Regions from separate parts of the Mus musculus genome. Here region 2 is linked to region 1. Evidence: chromatin loops called from intact Hi-C (ENCODE). Cell type or tissue: left cerebral cortex. All regions are shown on one strand. Links, peaks and the distances in the headings refer to the core of each region. The heading gives the core; the rest is flanking DNA.

Region 1 (8,336 bases), core at 178-8,177:
CAAGTTCAAAGGAGGGCAGGGGAGGGGAGCGGGAAAGGGAAGAGAAGGGGAGGGAGGGGAGGGAGGGGAGGGGAGGGGAGGGGAGGGGAGTGAAGGGAAGGGAACGAAAGAGAAGGGAGGTGAGCAAGGGAGAGGAAGAAAGGGAAGTCTAAGAGACCAACAGTAGTGGAGGTGGGAGAGAGTGCTTACTGCCTTCCATATACTCAGCTTCTCATTTTGCACCCATCAGTTTGTTTAACCCTTTCTGTACACAGTGAATGTCACCGTATTGAACAGTCGAGAAAACCAAGCCTCAGAAAGAGGAAACACCATGTTTAAGGTCATGTGGGTTAGGACAGTGCTAAGATTCGAACACCAATCCACAGCCAGCCAGCTTCCTACAGTCAGTTTGGCTTCTGGTCCTTGGTGTCCATGGGTACACGCTTTGAACAGGGCTGCTAGGCTGGGCCCCTCTTACTCAACAATGGCCCATTCTTCTAAAGCTCCCTCACCTGGCCCTCTAGAATCCCAGAACTCAGAACATAGTTTCAGAGGCAGCTGTGACCTCCATGTGCTCAAGCAGGAACTCCCTTTCTGCTCCTGGGTTTCTTGGGCTCACTCATTAGCAGACAGGTCCTGCTCTCAACACAAGAGGAAACTTAAAGCCTTCTCCTCAGACTTCTGCACCCTCCCTGATTGCCACAGGGCTGACTGCCCCAGCTCCATGTGGCCTGACAGCCCCGAAAGTAATCCAGCTGCTTGCAGGTATGAGCTTGCCAAATAACACCACTCTCTGATTGACAAGCCTGCCTTGGTGACCTTCCTTTTGTAGGGTGTATTATATATTAAAGATGCAACACATTAGGGCCAGTACAATGGCTTTATAGGAGCAGCATGACCCCACCCCAGACCTGTTTGGATTTAGACCCAAGCATTAGTATTTGTAAACAAACAGAACAAAACTCTTGTAAAAACCTTACTGTTTAGTTGTTAATTGACCCACTAAAATAGGACTTGGGGCTTGTAGTAAGAATTAAACGAGGCCATCCATACACTCACTATTCACGGAGCATCAAAACAGGTCCAGGCGTGGTTCTAGGAGGTGGAGAAGCAGCTATGAACAATGCTATTTGTGCATTATCTGAAATCTTAGCGCTTGGGAGGTTGAGGTGGGAAGATCATGAATATCTAATCAGCTTGGCAAAAACAAACTGGAATATGAAATAAACACGGGTGCTTGGGGGGCCAGTGTGCTCCAGATGGAGGTGAATGAGGCCGGGTGGCTTGAGAAACCTTCCCTCCTGAGAGCTGGTATCTGAGCTGGGGTGGCCTCTGGTGTCCATGGTACATACTCTCAGCAGGGGCTTCAACACTCAGCTCTGGATGATCAGGAGTGAGATAAATAAGTCCTAGGCAGAGGCAAAGTCCTGGGTGGAGTTGGGGAGGGGCCTAGGTCACAGGGCATTAAGGACAAGGTCTAGAGACACTGCAGCCAAGAGACTAACACAAGGTTTTGGATGATTCATGCTGACAGATCATGGGAACCTTTCCAGAAAGAGAAGCAAGTTGGTCTAGTTCATATTAAAAATGGTGGTCTCTAACTGCTGTGAGTGTGTGTCAGAGGACTGAGGAATATAAAGAATAGATGACCAGCAAGCATCACATGGTCTGGATAAGAGCCAATGGTGGTTGCGATATGGAGGTCTTGGTGGAATCCTGGTAGTGAAAATCCCACAAAGGGGCTTAGGAACACCTTTTCAGCATCTGCTATTCCTACCAAGGAACAGTCACTGTCCCCTGAACTGGGGGCTGATATTGAGTCTGAGTTTGGAATTTTTAGGACTGAGCAGGAAGGATGCTGGCCACAGGAGCAAGCAGGCACAAAAAGAATGAGGTCCACACCTAGGTAACAAGCGGGCAAGGCATTGGCAGAGAACAGCTGAGGGCACAGTGCAAGCAGGGATGCAGCTCTTGATGGTCTGCCAGAGATGACACAGAGCCAAGCCTAGGTTTCAGGGGACTCTCAGTAGAAAGAGCAAAAGGGCAGCACGTGATGGCTGGGAGGAGGGTTTACATTCTCTCCACTCCTGGAGAATGTACAGTTCATTTTATTTGCTTGCTTTAGTCACGTGTTCCCTGAACAAAGCTTTCTACCACCATCCTCCCTTAAATGCTATGCTGTTCCTTTCTTCCATCATTTTCCAGTCCTTCCTCCCTGCTCTTGTTCCCAGCTCTTATCAGCACCTTCTTTTTTGTCTCATCTACTTGTTTCCCAGCAGAACATAAAGACTCTAGTCTGTTTCATCCACTCCTGTGTCTTCTGTGCCTAGAAGGGAAGGCAGCATGGCTCATGACTTGAAAAAATACATAGTGAGCGAACTAATGAATGAGTGAATGTGCTGGTTTGAATAAAAATGGCCCCCACAGGATCAGGAGGAGTGGCACTACTCAGGGGGTGTGGCTGAGACTATTCAGGGGGTGTGGCTAAGAGTACTCAAGTAAAGAGTTGAAACAACAACAGTTTAAGAATCATCTGGAACCTTTGAAGCACATAGATATTTGGATCTTGTACTGGTTAGTTTTATGTCAACTTGACATGAGCTAGAGTCATTGGGAGGAGTGAGTCTCAGTTGAGAAAATGCCTCAATAATATTGGGCTGTAGGCAAACCTGTAGGGAATTTTCTTAATTAGTGATTGATGGGGGAAGGTCCAGCCCATTGTGGGTGATGCCATCCGTGGGATGGAGGCCCTGGGTTCTATAGAACAGACTGAGCAAGACATAGATATCAAGCCAGTAAGCAGAACTCTTCAGTGGCCTCTGCATCAGCTCCTGCCTCTGGGTTCTTGCCTGGTTTAGTTCCTATCCTGACTTCCTTCAGTGATGAGCAGTGATATGGAAGTATAAGCCGAGTAAACCCTTTCCTTCAAAGCTTGCTTTTAGTCATGGTGTTTCATCATAGCAATAACTAAAAGACAGGACTGTGGTGGCTTGAATAAGGACAATCCCCCCCTCACTATAGATTTATGTGTTTCAATGCTTGGTCCATAGGGACCATTAGGTGGTGTGGTTTTATTGGAGGAGGTATGACATTGTTGGAGGAAGTGTGTCACTGTGGTGTCAGGCTTTGAGGTCTCCTAAACTCAAACTCCAACCCAGTGTGGCACACAGTCTTCTCCTGGTTGCCTTTGGATCAAGATGTAGAACTCTCAGCTCCTCCAGCACCATCTGCCTGCATGATGCCATGCTTTGTACCTTAGAGATAATGACTAAACTTCTGAAACTGTAAGCCAGTCCCAGTTAAATGCTTTCCTTTATAAGAGTTGCCTTGGTCATGGTGTCCCTTCACAGCAATAAAACCCTAAGACACGTTGGTACCAGGATCTGGGGTTATTGCTGTGATAGGCTTGAGCATGCTTCTGTCCAGAGGCAAGCAGATTTCAGGAGTTTAGATTAGGAAAGCAGTGGGATGCTTTAAGTGGGACTTCATAGGCATTCCTAGTGGGAACATGGAAGACAGTAGTGCGGAGGTGATTTGAACTGTGGGGCCTGGCTCAAGAGGTTTCAGAGGAGAAGAACGTTAGCCTAGACGTAACCTAGATGTAACCTAACGTAACCTAGAGACTGTTCTTGTGATATTGGTGAAGATATGGCCGCTTTTCGCCCTTGTCTAAGAGTCTGGGGGCTAAAATGAAGAGATTTAGATGAATTGCGTTGACAATGGAAATCTTGAAACATCCTAGAATAGACGCTGACTTGTGGTTCACGCTTTTGAAGAGTTTTTTTTTTTTTTACCAAACATAGCAAACCGAGAAAGGAAAAATACAATATATATGATTCAAGGGTTAAAGGAAGTGGTCTGGGCAGAGTTGGAGGGGCAGGAGGCATCGTTAGTATTGGTAACGGGATGGTGGGAGGAGACCGGTCAGAGGTTCACTTTGGGATTCTGCAGTGGCACTTACTCTACAAACTTCTCTCCAAGTAGCTAGAAAACCCAGTGGTTTCCAAAGGTCTGTGTTTGACTCCAGGTCTCGATGAATAGGAGTTGTTCTAGTGCCCAGGGGTTGAGGTTGCTCAGACAAGCTTGTCTTTTGCCAAGCTGTGTACATTGCTGCAGTGCCTGCATGCTCCAAGGTCCCCATCAGTGTAGGTTTGAGAAGAGATATGCTTCCTCTGCTGCCCCCTGCAGGCCATCCATGGAACTGCTTTGGACACCTTTGCTGCTGGTGGCTGCTTGCCTCTCAGAGGTCCTTGGCTCACCAGAGATAGACACGGGCATCAACATTTCCCAGCCTTTGCACATCCTGGAGGATCATAACTTAATGGTGCTGACTCCCGCAGGCTTGACGCAGACGCTGAATGAAACCCGCTTCCTAATGGTGATTTTCCGTGAGTATTTGGCTCTGGCAATGAAGGGTGATGCCTGTCTCATTGAGTTGGGGGACCATAGGGCTTCCATATACTATCAGATGGAAAGAAAACACAAAAATACGACAGGCACTCAGCTGGACATTGGCCTGTCCCTGTAGGAACCCAAAATTCTGCTCACCAATAGCTGTTCTGTCACAGGGGAAGGCTAACGTCTTTTTTTCTCGAACCCTCTACTACCGTGATACACCCTCAACTCCTGCTTTTACATTTTTAAAATCACTCCAATAGCAACCAATATGAACACTTCAAAGTATGTGAACACTTCCCTTCACATGAGCAGCGATTATTGCCATCTAAAAGCAACAGTCAATTAAAGTCATTAAGTTCCCATCTTTGAGTCTATCAATACACAACTGAATTCAAAATGAGTTTTTGAAAACTGGCAGGCCTTCTAAAGTGACCTTTTGGAAAATCATTTTGGAGCAGGCTTATAAGCGTTTTCCTCAGAGGAAGTTGGAAGTTGGGCTTTTTATACAGGAGAGTTTTGGGGAGATCTCAGCCGCTCTCAAATCCTTGGCCAGCCTCTCATCTTTCTGAAGACTCCAGAACTCAAGGTCAATGCTTGGCAGAACCTTTCCTTCTCAGCTCTCAAGCTGCCTGCGTCTAAAACAAACTCCAGTATTTTGGATTTGGTTCTGAGAACCTGTTTCTCCTAACCTCCTGTGTGCACCGATGACACCACCACCCATTCAATGTCAAAGTCAGAAACCTCAGGGCCATCCCCAAATTTGCTGTAGCCTCATATAGACTGTATCTCCATACTCTATTGTTTCTGCACCCAAAGCTCTGTGGTCCCCATCCCTCTCCATACAGTCTGTCATTGCAGGCCTCGGTCTTACCAGTCCCTGCCTGAGACCTGAGGCAGGCTCCCCTATGGATCCCACGCGCCTTCTGCGTGTTCTCTATAAAGCACCCAGAGAAACGGGTTCCTAGAATGCAGCTCTAGTTGTCAGAATGGAATGTTCTGGATCGAGTCTCTGGGCCGTTTGTCCTGCATGAGGTTCTGTAGCATCCTCCCTTCAGTTTTGCACTTGGACTGTGAGATTTAAGTTTCTTGTGAGGAAGTGTTTTCTCATGCCCATGTAGCCTGGGGAGGACTCTTTCCCACTCTTCTTCTTAGCCTTCCTTCTTAGCCTACCCTTTGCCACATCATACCAAAAGCACTTCTAAACTTGCATGTACCTTACCCGTGTCTATTCTTAGATCTGGCACTGTTGAGACACGGTAGGTCTTCACACATGTCAAATGATTGACTGACTGACTGACTGACTGAATGGATGGATGGATGGATGAATGGATGGATGAATGATAATTTCTTGGGCTCTCATTTTCTCTGTGACAATTCACCTGAATTGAGTCAAAGAGAGAGGGAAAGTTCACTTTTTGGTGGAAAGTGATCAAGGAAAGATTTAGAAGTCATTGAATTAGGGCCATTTACCACTTGCCCCTAAGGCTAAGGTAGCAAGAATGTGTCTTGGGGTTACAGGAGATACTGCTGGGGATCACTATGAAGATGGTCATTGAGACTGGGATAATGGTGATACTTGGTGATGATGGAGGTAATGATAGAGAGATGGTGATGGATAAATATAAGAATGGCAGAGGTGACAACAGTCCAGGTTAGCCTTGATTGCCAACTTGACATAGCCTAGAGTTATCTGAGAGGAGAAGCCTCAGTTGAGAAACTGCTTAGTCATATTGGTCTGTGGGCATTCCTATGAGGTATTGTATTCATTATTAATTGATATAGCAGGGTGAAAACGACTGTGGAATGTCTCACCATTCCTTGGGCAGGGGGTCCTTGACAAGCCTGTAAGCAGTGTTTCTTCATGGTTCATGATTTCGTTCCTGCTCGAGTTCCTGCTCTGACTTCCCTCAGTGAAAGATTATGACCCAGAACTATAAGGCAAATAAATTGTGTTTTCTCCCCAAGTTGCTTTTGGTTAGAGTGTTTTATTATAGCAGAACAGGAGTAACTAACACGGAATAGAGTTTATTATAAAGAGAGTGATATGCTGGGATCATTCTGGCCCTGCTGTGGATTCAGGATGCTAAACACTGGCCCCCAAGATCTGGCTGCCACCAAGCAGCAGATCCTCAGTTTCACTAAGTGATGCTAGGTAACCTTGCTCCCCAAGCCAATAAAAGGCTAAATAAAGCCTGGGATTGGGCAGTTGATAAAGGGAGGCGGGTTTTCAGTTACCTGCCTGGGAAGTGCAGGTAGAGTAAGAAAGAAAGAAAGAAAGAAAGAAAGAAAGAAAGAAAGAAAGAAAGAAAGAAAGAAAGAAAGGAAGGAAGGAAGGAAGGAAGGAAGGAAGGAAGGAAGGAAGAAAGAAAGAAAGAAAGAAAGAAAGAAAGAAAGAAAGAAAGAAAGAAAGAAAGAAAGAGAGAAAGAGAGAAAGAGAAAGAAAGCAGGCAGGCAAAAAAGGAGAAGGTCGCCATGAGAGGAGATGGACCATAAGCACGTGGCCAGGAGACACAACGAGTGACAAGGGACATATGGCTGGGATGAAAGTTAGAATAGCTTCAAAACCTCTCCAATATAGGCTTACATCCTGTAAATAAAATACCTGCATTGTATGTCTTTTAGAAAAGCTAGCTACAATTTATAGTTCTTTTTACCATGATGTTGACGGAGGTGATGATAATGGAGGTGATGATAATGACGGTAGAGATTAAGATGTAGGAGATGACGATGATGATGATAGAAGTTATAACGATATAGATGGTGATGTAGATGGTGGAGGTGGTAGTGGTAGTGATGGGCATGCTAACAGTGATGATGATTGTGGTGATGAAAGGGTGTTGATGATGATAGCTGTCATGGTTTTAACTATGGCAGTGATGATTTTTAATGGTCATTTATCAAATACCCACATTGCAAATATTGTACTCAGTACCGCCATCCCCGTAGCTACATTGCCTTCCCGGAACTCATAGGCAGGAGAGGAGAGACAAAATCTTCAGAAGCCTGCGGTATATCCTGTGGCTAAGAGTATATGGAGAAAAGAAAGGGTGGGTGGAACAGAAGTCTGAGAGGCCTATGCCCATGGAAGCACGGACTCCCTTACCTCCACTTCAGACACCCCACTGAGCCGTGTGAGGTATCTCTACATGCTCCACCATTTGGCAATCATCCCAAGACTTCCCCTGCCTGATCATAAACTCAAAAGCATGAGCCCAGCATGACAAAGTCCACGGGGAAACTGGGAGAGGCCATTGATTAGAGCCACCGGCAAAGAGGCCAGAGCTTGCTGCGGGCACTAGATGGGTGTGATGAGGGTAGCAACGGTGATGAAGCAGATAGAAACCTCGATCCACGTGGGAGGCACAAAGTCTCTGCCCCCCATCCACGTGTGTGGATGTGTTTAATGAGAATGATCACTGACCACTCACACTCAGGATCCAGCGCTGAGCCAGTGACTGGCAACCGGGCCAGTGCCGGCTGTCCCAGGCTTTGCTTTATGAAACATATCTGTCAGAGTGACCTTGACCACAGTTGGGAGGTGACCTGCGCTCTCTCAAAGTGTGCCAGATGGAAAAAATAGAATGTTCTGGCTTGAAAAGGAAGCTGTTTCCCCCAGCCCTGACTCAGCACACACCTCTGCTATGTGGCAGTAGGGACCTGCAGTCTAGCCATGTCATCAGGTGGTTTTCCATTTCGTCTCCTTCCACTCCAACGAGGACAGCCCATGCCATGACCAAGGTCAGTTCTCTGAGGCTGGTTTTAGTAAAGAGCCCCTACCTCACCTCGCTGCCCAACTGTGTGAACAGCCAAGGATCCCAGAATATCAGATACTTTAACAGAGTACCAGGTCCCTTTGGCTACCCCATTAGCAAGGTGGTGGGATCAGAGAGGGGAGGGAGCATCCAGTGTACCCTGCTCCTCACACATACCTCACTTGAGTTTCCAGAGGCACAATAATT
Region 2 (8,336 bases), core at 220-8,219, 65 kb after region 1:
CTTCTGGAAGAGTTTCCATGCCGGTGGCACAAAAGCCCTTCTTTCACTACCCTTGATGGTCAATGGCTTATCTTACCTGTGTTCATCAAGTCCTAGTGCCTGGGAACTTAGTGCCAGTCCTACCTCAGCACCAATCATGAAGAGCCACATGGGTGGGGAGTGTCAGTATAAAGGAGTCAGGCCGTAGGTTATGTTCCCACACTGGGCAGGGAGGAAGGATACTTTGGGTTCTTCTCTTATGGTAAGTCCTGCTCCAAAGCCCAGGAAGATTTAGTCTCCCTTGCAGGTGAGTTTAACCTTCTTTGTGTACTGGACTTACTAGGGCGATCTGCAAACTTTCTGAACCCAGAAGTGACTCTGGACCTTAACTCTTGTTAATTGTTCCTCAGCTCAGTTAGTTCATAATCCAAGTCACCTGCTGGACAGTCCAAGGTGTCCACTTGGGTTGGCATCTCTAAAAGCTTAGTCCTGGTTACTCCCCTGTCTCTGTTCTCTCATCATGCATTCATGATACTCCATCAGAAACAGGTTTGCAGCCCCAAGTTCTATCTTTTAGAGGCTGCAAGAAACCATACAGAGGTCCCCTTTCGGGGCACAGAAGGGTAAATGTCACTGAAGTCGGCAGACATTTTTGTCTTTCTATTTCTTATTTACTTCTTTGCTTGCTTATTCCTTCATTAATTATTTCATCATGTAATTGTTTTTAAACTGGGAAGCCAGTGTATGCCCTCTTCTGTACAGAATGAAAGGGGCTTAGAATTCAGCCTAACATAATGCTACACTTGTGAAATCTCAGAGCGTCTTAGCAGAACCTGATGCACATATATAATCAAGATAGATAGAACTCTCCTCCCTAGGTACCAATAATTACTAGAATTCTTGCCTTCAGTTTCCAGAGAGTGTCTTCTGCCACCTGTGCAGGGACTTTGCAAATATTGCTCTTGGACACTCCACAGCACTGACCCCCCTTTTGCTAGCTTGCTATTGATTTCTTCTTGGAAAGCCCCTATTCCCATCCCACTCCATTTCTGTATGTCATGCCAATAGTTTGGGTTCTGAGAACCTGGACCTATTGCCATATGTTGGTCATGTATGTCCATATTTGCAGAGACACAGCTGTATAAATATTGTTTGGATTATATACTCCTTTCTTTCTTTTTTTATTAGATATTTTCTTTATTTACATTTCAAATATTATCCCCTTTCCTAGTTTCCCCACCAAAAATCCCCTCCCCCTCCCCCTGTTCCCCAACCCACCCACTCCCATTCCTGGTCCTGGCATTCCCCTATACTGGGACAAAGAAACCTTCACAGGAGCAAGGGCCTCTCCTCCCATTGATGACTGACTAGGCCATCCTCTGCTACAGATATAGCTAGAGCCACAAGTTCTACCATGTGTTTTCTTTGATTGGTGGTATAGTTCCAAGGAGCTCTAGGGGTACTGGTTAGTTCATATTGATGTTCCTTCCACGGGGCTTCAGTCCTCTTCAGCTCCCTGGGTACTTTCTCTGGCTCCTTCATTGGGGACCTTGTGCTCCGTCCAATGGATGATTGTGAGCATCCACTTCTGTATTTTCCGGGCACTGGCAGAGCATCGCAGGAGACAGCTATATCAGGCTCCTGTCAGCAAGCTCTTGTTGGCATCTGCCTAGTGTCTGGATTTGGTGGTTGTTTATGGGGTGGATCCCCAAGTGGGGCAGTCTCTGGATGGTTGTTCCTTCAGGCTCTGCTCCTAACTTTGTCTCTGTAACTCCTTCCATGGGTATTTTGTTCCCCCATTCTATGAAGGAGCGAAGTGTCCACACTTTGGTCTTCCTTCTTCTTGAGTTTCATGTGGTTTTCAAATTGTATCTTGGGTATTCTAAGTTTTTGGGTTAATATCCACTTATCAGTGAGTGAATATCATGTGTGTTCTTTTGTGATTGGGTTACCTCACTCAGGATGATATTTTCCAGATCATCCATTTGCCTAACAAAACTTCTTCATCAACAAAACGGGACTCATAACAATACCTCCCTATGGAGTGGTTCAGAGACCTAAGTAAGACAAATTATGAAAAGGGCCTCTAGCAAATAGGGTCACATGATAGATGCTGAACCAATATGAGTTTCAACCTTACCCAGGGGCTAAAGGTTTGTTAGCTTGACCTGATGGGAGCCTTTCCTTTTCTATAGATTTATGAAGAATCTGCAGGCTGCAGAGTAACCTGCAAGCTTCACTTTATGAAAAGGATGGTGGGTTGTGACCTGCTGTGGCTGGCTGCAGCCTCCTGCGTTCTGACACTGGTATCTCCATCTACAATACATCAAGGTGAGTGTCTGCTCACCAGGGATCTTAGATGCTCCACAAGACCTAAAGAGAGAGCAGAGGAAGGGAGGAGGAAAGGCTGCTCAGCTGGTTCCAGAAACAGAGAATTGGAAACAAAGGCTAGAGAGCAAGGGACTCATGGAGCTCTCAGAGCCTGAAAAGGCAGGGGGGCCAGTGTAGTCCCTTCTAGGAGGTGATTTGAGAGCACAGACTGAAACATAAGAGAGATAGTTCTGCCACACACTTCACCCTTCTATATCAAGTTGTTCATCTGTAAAAAAAAAAAAAGTGCTAGATTTAACAATATCTCTATCTTCCAAAGATTTTCATTCTCTCTCTCTCAATCTCTCTCTCTCTCTCTCTCTCTCTCTCTCTCTCTCTCTCTCTCTCTCTCTCTTTCTCTCTCTCTCTCTCTCTGTGTGTGTGTGTGTGTGTGTGTGTGTGTGTGTGTGTGTGTGTGTGTGTTTTGCTGGCTTTCCATCCTTTGGACTTGGCCTCTACAATACTGGGATTAAAATGATATATCACCACATCCAGGTCCTAAGAGCTGCAAGTGGGAGCAACCTAGACAGTTATAGAAGAAGTTCCCAGCTAAGCTAAAGGTGCAAATGTGAGCCTGTAGTGGGAGGTTAGGGAGAGAACTGAGCTCTTACTCCCATGGGAAAGCACAGGGTGTGTGGGAAATGATCCAAGAATAACAAGGACCACAAGTCCTTTCCTTAGAGCAAACACATACATGAGCAAGGCTGAAAAACAGCCTTTCATTCCTTTAAAAAAAAAGTCTTACTGATATGTATGTATGTATGTATATATATATATATAGCCTAACTGTGTGCTTCCTTCATCATTCTACCGGTAAGGTAACTGCCTGGAACTAGGCTATTGGGTGTGGCAGCATATGGCAGCCATCTCACTGAATCTTGGAGGCTTTATCTCTCAAATGAAGTGGGAGTGGGTGGGAGAGTATGGGGGACTTTTGGGATAATGTAAATGAGGAAAATACCTAATTAAAAAAAATAAAATAAAATGGAAAAGTGAAGAAAAGCAAAAAAAAAAAAAAAAAAGCATATCTACCCCCAAAGGACCCTGGGAAATTCTTCCCAAACTTTAATGGTTGCTTATTTACTTTATGAATATTAACAGAGTAATAGAATCTCCCTATATTCTATGTTGTGTGTGTGCGCGCGCACACACACACACACACACACACACACGTGGAGTCCAGAGAACAACCTCACATACCATTCTGCCATTCCTCTGGTGCCATCCACTTTGCTTTATAAGTCAAGGTTTCTCAGTTTCAGTGTAGGCTACGCTGGCTGGTTGGTGAGTCCCAAAGGACTGTACTATTCCCACCTCCCCAGCACTGGGATTAGAAATTCATACCACAGTGCCCACCTTTTAAAAACGAGTTCTCCATGCTCAAACTCACATCTTCGTGCTTACAAGGCACTGTACTAACCGCACTCTCTCTTCAGACCCCTACACAAAACTAATTTTTAAAGACTCTCTGAAAAAAAAAAAGTCTCCAAAGAGCATAAGCACCTTTCCGGGCCACCAGCCAGTATGTCTGCTCTTAAGTCCCCTCTCTCAGCATCTGATCATCCCCTTAATCATTTCTCTGCCTCTTCACACACCATTGCCCACTCTCCCCTAAAGCAGAAATGGTCCTGTTAGGTGAGTGGTTTTCAGTGGAGATAATTTTGGCTTTCAGAAACCATTCAAGATGCTTGAAGTCTTCAGAAGCAGCCTCTGCATTGGGTGGGTGGAGGCCAAGGTTTGATTCTATTTTGAAGACACCTGCACAACAATGAACAACTTAGCCAATACTATACCAATAACACTAAGCTTGGCAATGATTAACATGATACATCTATACATGCTGGCCTGTAACGTTACCTACTGATAGGGAACGATGTTGATTTTATAATACGTTAAAAAAATCCAGCATGCTCTCCTCCTCTCTCTCTCTCTCTCTCTCTCTCTCTCTCTCTCTCTCTGTATGCATGCTCACACATGCATGGGAAAATTCTAAGGGCTATACAACAAATTTGTGATCGCTTCTAGAGATGGGTCCAACTAAGGACAACTTTCATCTTAAAACATTTATCTTAAGACTTTTATCTTTTGCCAAATTAAGCGACATGCCAATATTTATTTTTGCTTAATTCACTTTACTAATGGCTAAGGTTTTTCTCAGGGAGCCTTGTATTACATTTATGAGCAAAACAAACAATGGTTGAGCTGGACTCTCACCGTGTCTTGCTAGTGGCCCACAGAGAAGCTCTTTGTAACCCTGAGTAGGGCAATGGGGGTTATGCAAAGTGGTGGCCTGAATGTCTTTGCTATGATTGTCCTTCTTCCTGAGTGACAAAGCTTGGTGTTAATTACTGCAATGTGTACCTATTGGCCTCACTGGGATCATTAGGGCATTCAAAGCAAAATGGAGAAGGGATAAAAACCCCTAGGGCTGTGGAGTTGCTCAATAAACCCACATGCTCTCTGTTCTTTTCAGGTTATGGGAGGCCCAGGAACAGCTCCAATCTGGACTTGGACTGTGGATCCCCTGACTCTCCAAGTTCTGGAATCTGCTTTGATCCCTGCCAGAATCACACGGTCCTGAATGATCCTACCAGAAGCACAGAGAACAACGATTCATCAGTTGCATGGTGTGATGATAACCTGCACGGCTGGTACCGCTTTGTGGGTGATGGAGGAGTGAAGATGCCAGAGACCTGTGTGAGTGTGTTCCGGTGCCACACCTCTGCCCCCATGTGGCTGAGTGGATCTCACCCCATCCTTGGAGATGGCATTGTCAGCCACACAGCCTGTGCCAACTGGAATGAAAATTGTTGCTTCTGGCGTTCTGAGGTCCAGGTGAAGGCCTGTTCTGAAGAACTAGGAGAATATCACGTGTACAAGTTACAGGGTACCCCTGAATGCAGTCTGAGATACTGCACAGGTAAGCAGCAGCTACAGGGAAGGGTGAACTTTAGTTCCAAGGATTCAATGGAGCCAGAAGAGACAGTTAGGAGGAGACTGAATAAAGCAGCCACCACTGGACTCTTGACAGGGATACACATGGAAATGTAATTTGGGACCTGCCACCTACAAGCCTGAAACTTATAGTTGAGTGAAAGAGCCTTATAAATGAATATTGCATGATATTGCACTAGTTATAAGGCTCAGCAGGTAAAAGTGCTTGCTGTGAAAGTGTGGGTACATGAGTTTAAATCCCCAGCACACATGTAAAAATCTGAATGAGACTAAGCATGCCTGCTATCCCAAGTCTGGTCGCCACCAGAGACAGGATGCTGGACCTAGGTTCAATGAGAGGCCCTGTCTTAAGGGAATAAGGTGAAGAGTGACTGAGTAGGACACCTGACATCCCCTCTAGCCTCTGGATGCACAAGTGCTCAGACCCACACATAGTTATACAGCACAGACTCACACGCATATAAAAACACACAGACACACATACAGACCCACATAGACACATATGGACACACACTGACACACACAGAGACACACTGACACACTGACACACACATACAGATGCACATATAGAAAAACATACACAAGCACACACAGAGAAACACACACACAAAATGAAGAACCCAAGCTCATTCAAATTTTACTTGTCTCAAATTGTATTCCTCTTAGAACCTGCTTTCTGATCTGAAACAAAGGGTAAAGCTAACAGCTTACACTGCCTTACTACACTGCCTACAGTGAGCCCGCTACCGTTCAGCTTTAATCATATCAGCACACTGAAACTCCCTACTCAGTCCATGAAATAGGATCCACGTAGTCATTCCTATTAGGGTCTGGAACACAGAAAGGTCACACAGCTGTCCCCGTATCACAGAGCTGGAATGAGAAGAGCTGGGACTTAAACTCAGGCTCTATAATGCTGGCAGCGGTGGACTTAAAGTCATTCTGCCCCATCACACGTTTCTACCACAGGGGTCAGCTGAACCAAAGCATGCTAAGTAGTCAGCACAGTGCATGGCTTGCCTGGCAGTTTTCAGGGCTGTTACTCCCTCTGCTGGGTTTTGGAGTCAGGAAAGATGAATTATGGCTGCGGCTCTTCTGGTAAGTTTCTCATATGTTTAGAAAGACTCTGACATAATGATATCCTTGGCTTGGGAGGCCTTAGACCCATCCTGCTCTGCCTCCTAATCCTTTCTCTCCATTCCTTCCCTCTAGACCCCTCCACTGCACCCAAGAATTGTGAGATTACTTGTCGTCCTGAGGAGGAATGTGTATTCCAAAATAACAACTGGTCCTGTGTCTGTAGGCAGGACCTCCATGTTTCTGGTGAGCAGCTCCCAGGGCTGAGTAGGCAGGGCAAGAGGAAGGAGGCTTGGGGATCAGAAAACGGCAGGGACCAGAGTCAGGGGCCATAGAATGGACATTGGGAAATCTTGAGAGTTATTTGGGCCACTTATTATGAAGCCAGTGGATTTGCAAGGAGGAGAGAGGGTAAGGCCAGACAAAGCTTCCAGGTCAGCTGCTGGAATACTGTAGCAACAAGTGGCTGTGGTGTGGGCATCTGGCTTTGGTTTAGTCTGGAATACAGGAGGACCATTTTGTTTTCCCAATACCAGCTAAGTCACACATGTACCTCAGATGCTTAGAAGTCTTGGACCAGAGGTTTATCAGTCTAAGTGTGATTTCTATTGGGGTCCCAGACCTCATCTAGTCTATTCAGCAACTTGGTGGGCCTGATGGATGTACTACCAGGCAAAGAATGTAGATGCCCCTTGTTGTTTTTAGTCCCCTGTCTGCTCTGCTGACCTCACTCTTGGCTTCCTAGACTCTCAGAGTTTGCAGCCTCTTCTGGACTGTGGAGATAATGAGATCAAGGTGAAGTTGGACAAGTGTTTGCTGGGAGGTATGGGTTTCAAGGAGGAGATCATTGCCTACCTCAATGACCGGAACTGCAATGGTACCATGCAAGATGAGCCCAACAACTGGGTGTCCATGACCAGCCCTGTTGTGGCTAATTACTGTGGGAACATCCTGGAGGTAAGTGCTCTTCACACCATCGATACTTGAGGATAAGATCTGTGCTAGTGGGGACATCTTCCTAGCAGTGAGATCTTAGGCAAATGTCTTATCCACTTTGGGTCTCCAGAGCTATGTGAATTTACACACTCTGGTCCATGCTAAAGAGCTTAGGCTGGGCTTAATGCTTGAGCTTTATAAAGTTGGCTCAGATTGTGATGATCTTAATTAAGGGCGGTGAAGGAAGAGCAAGAACATCAGCCCCCAGCTCTCCCACAGGATCAGTCATTCACTTTCTAGTGTTTACTCTGAGTTTCCCATACTCTGGGCTAGCATGACAGGTAGAAGAGAAACCCTTACTTTCTGGAGGCCAGAATTCAAGGGGGCTCCATGGCTGGGAACACTGACCATAGAACCAGACAGATCTGAGTTCAAGATATACCTACACACATCTGCATAATAAATACATATGGGTTTGTTTGTTTGTTTTTGTTTTGTGCCAAAGAAAAATGGGACCCATGCCATCTACAGAAACACCCTTTCCTTGGCCACTGACTTTATTATCAGGGACTTTCGTGTCAATGTCAACTTCCAGTGTGCCTACCCACTGGACATGAGCGTCAGCCTCGAAACTGCTCTCCAGCCCATTGTAAGGTATTGTCTTGAACTTTCATCTTTGACTTGTAGCTCTGACACTGGTCACACACACACAATCTATGATGTCCATACGGTGTTACCAACCTGCTTCAAGAGCTTTCACTCCCTAAATTCTTCATTTCTGAAATATAGCTTAAGAACATTCAGTATGATCAAGGCACTGGTGAATAATGAAGACATTCACAAGGCAGCGCTGTACCTTGGACACATGCTTAAGATGTGCTCAGGAAACAAAAACTCCAGGAAGTGTCTATTCACCTTGAGAAGAAAGGCAGCACGAAACTGATCATATCTTAATTGAGAATCAGACAATGCAATGTAGAAGGAGCTTGGGGTGCTTTGAGTCCGTGGACATGGGTCCC

What was found. Peaks named below come from ENCODE experiments on the same cell type or tissue, not always from the same donor. Only the 100,000 strongest peaks of a DNase experiment are listed, where the experiment ranks them.
Region 2: it touches region 1 in a loop (2.4-fold over the local background); 5 of 42 quality-filtered maps call a loop at or near these places.

Annotation. Positions count from the first base shown.
Region 1 is chr7:119,515,663-119,523,998 of GRCm38, reverse strand. It overlaps Pdilt (protein disulfide isomerase-like, testis expressed), which reads left to right and starts at 517. Exons shown (of 12, transcript NM_027943.1): 1 at 517-744; 2 at 4,168-4,367. The coding sequence starts at 4,175. In left cerebral cortex, for the core only: a CTCF peak has its summit at 4,168 (motif pointing left); a DNase peak (open chromatin) is centred at 4,162.
Region 2 is chr7:119,451,135-119,459,470 of GRCm38, reverse strand. It overlaps Gp2 (glycoprotein 2 (zymogen granule membrane)), which reads left to right and starts at 199. Exons shown (of 11, transcript NM_025989.4): 1 at 199-286; 2 at 2,175-2,310; 3 at 4,823-5,269; 4 at 6,517-6,627; 5 at 7,127-7,338; 6 at 7,823-7,971. The coding sequence starts at 2,232. In left cerebral cortex, for the core only: no CTCF peak of the experiment used is centred there; a DNase peak (open chromatin) is centred at 4,759.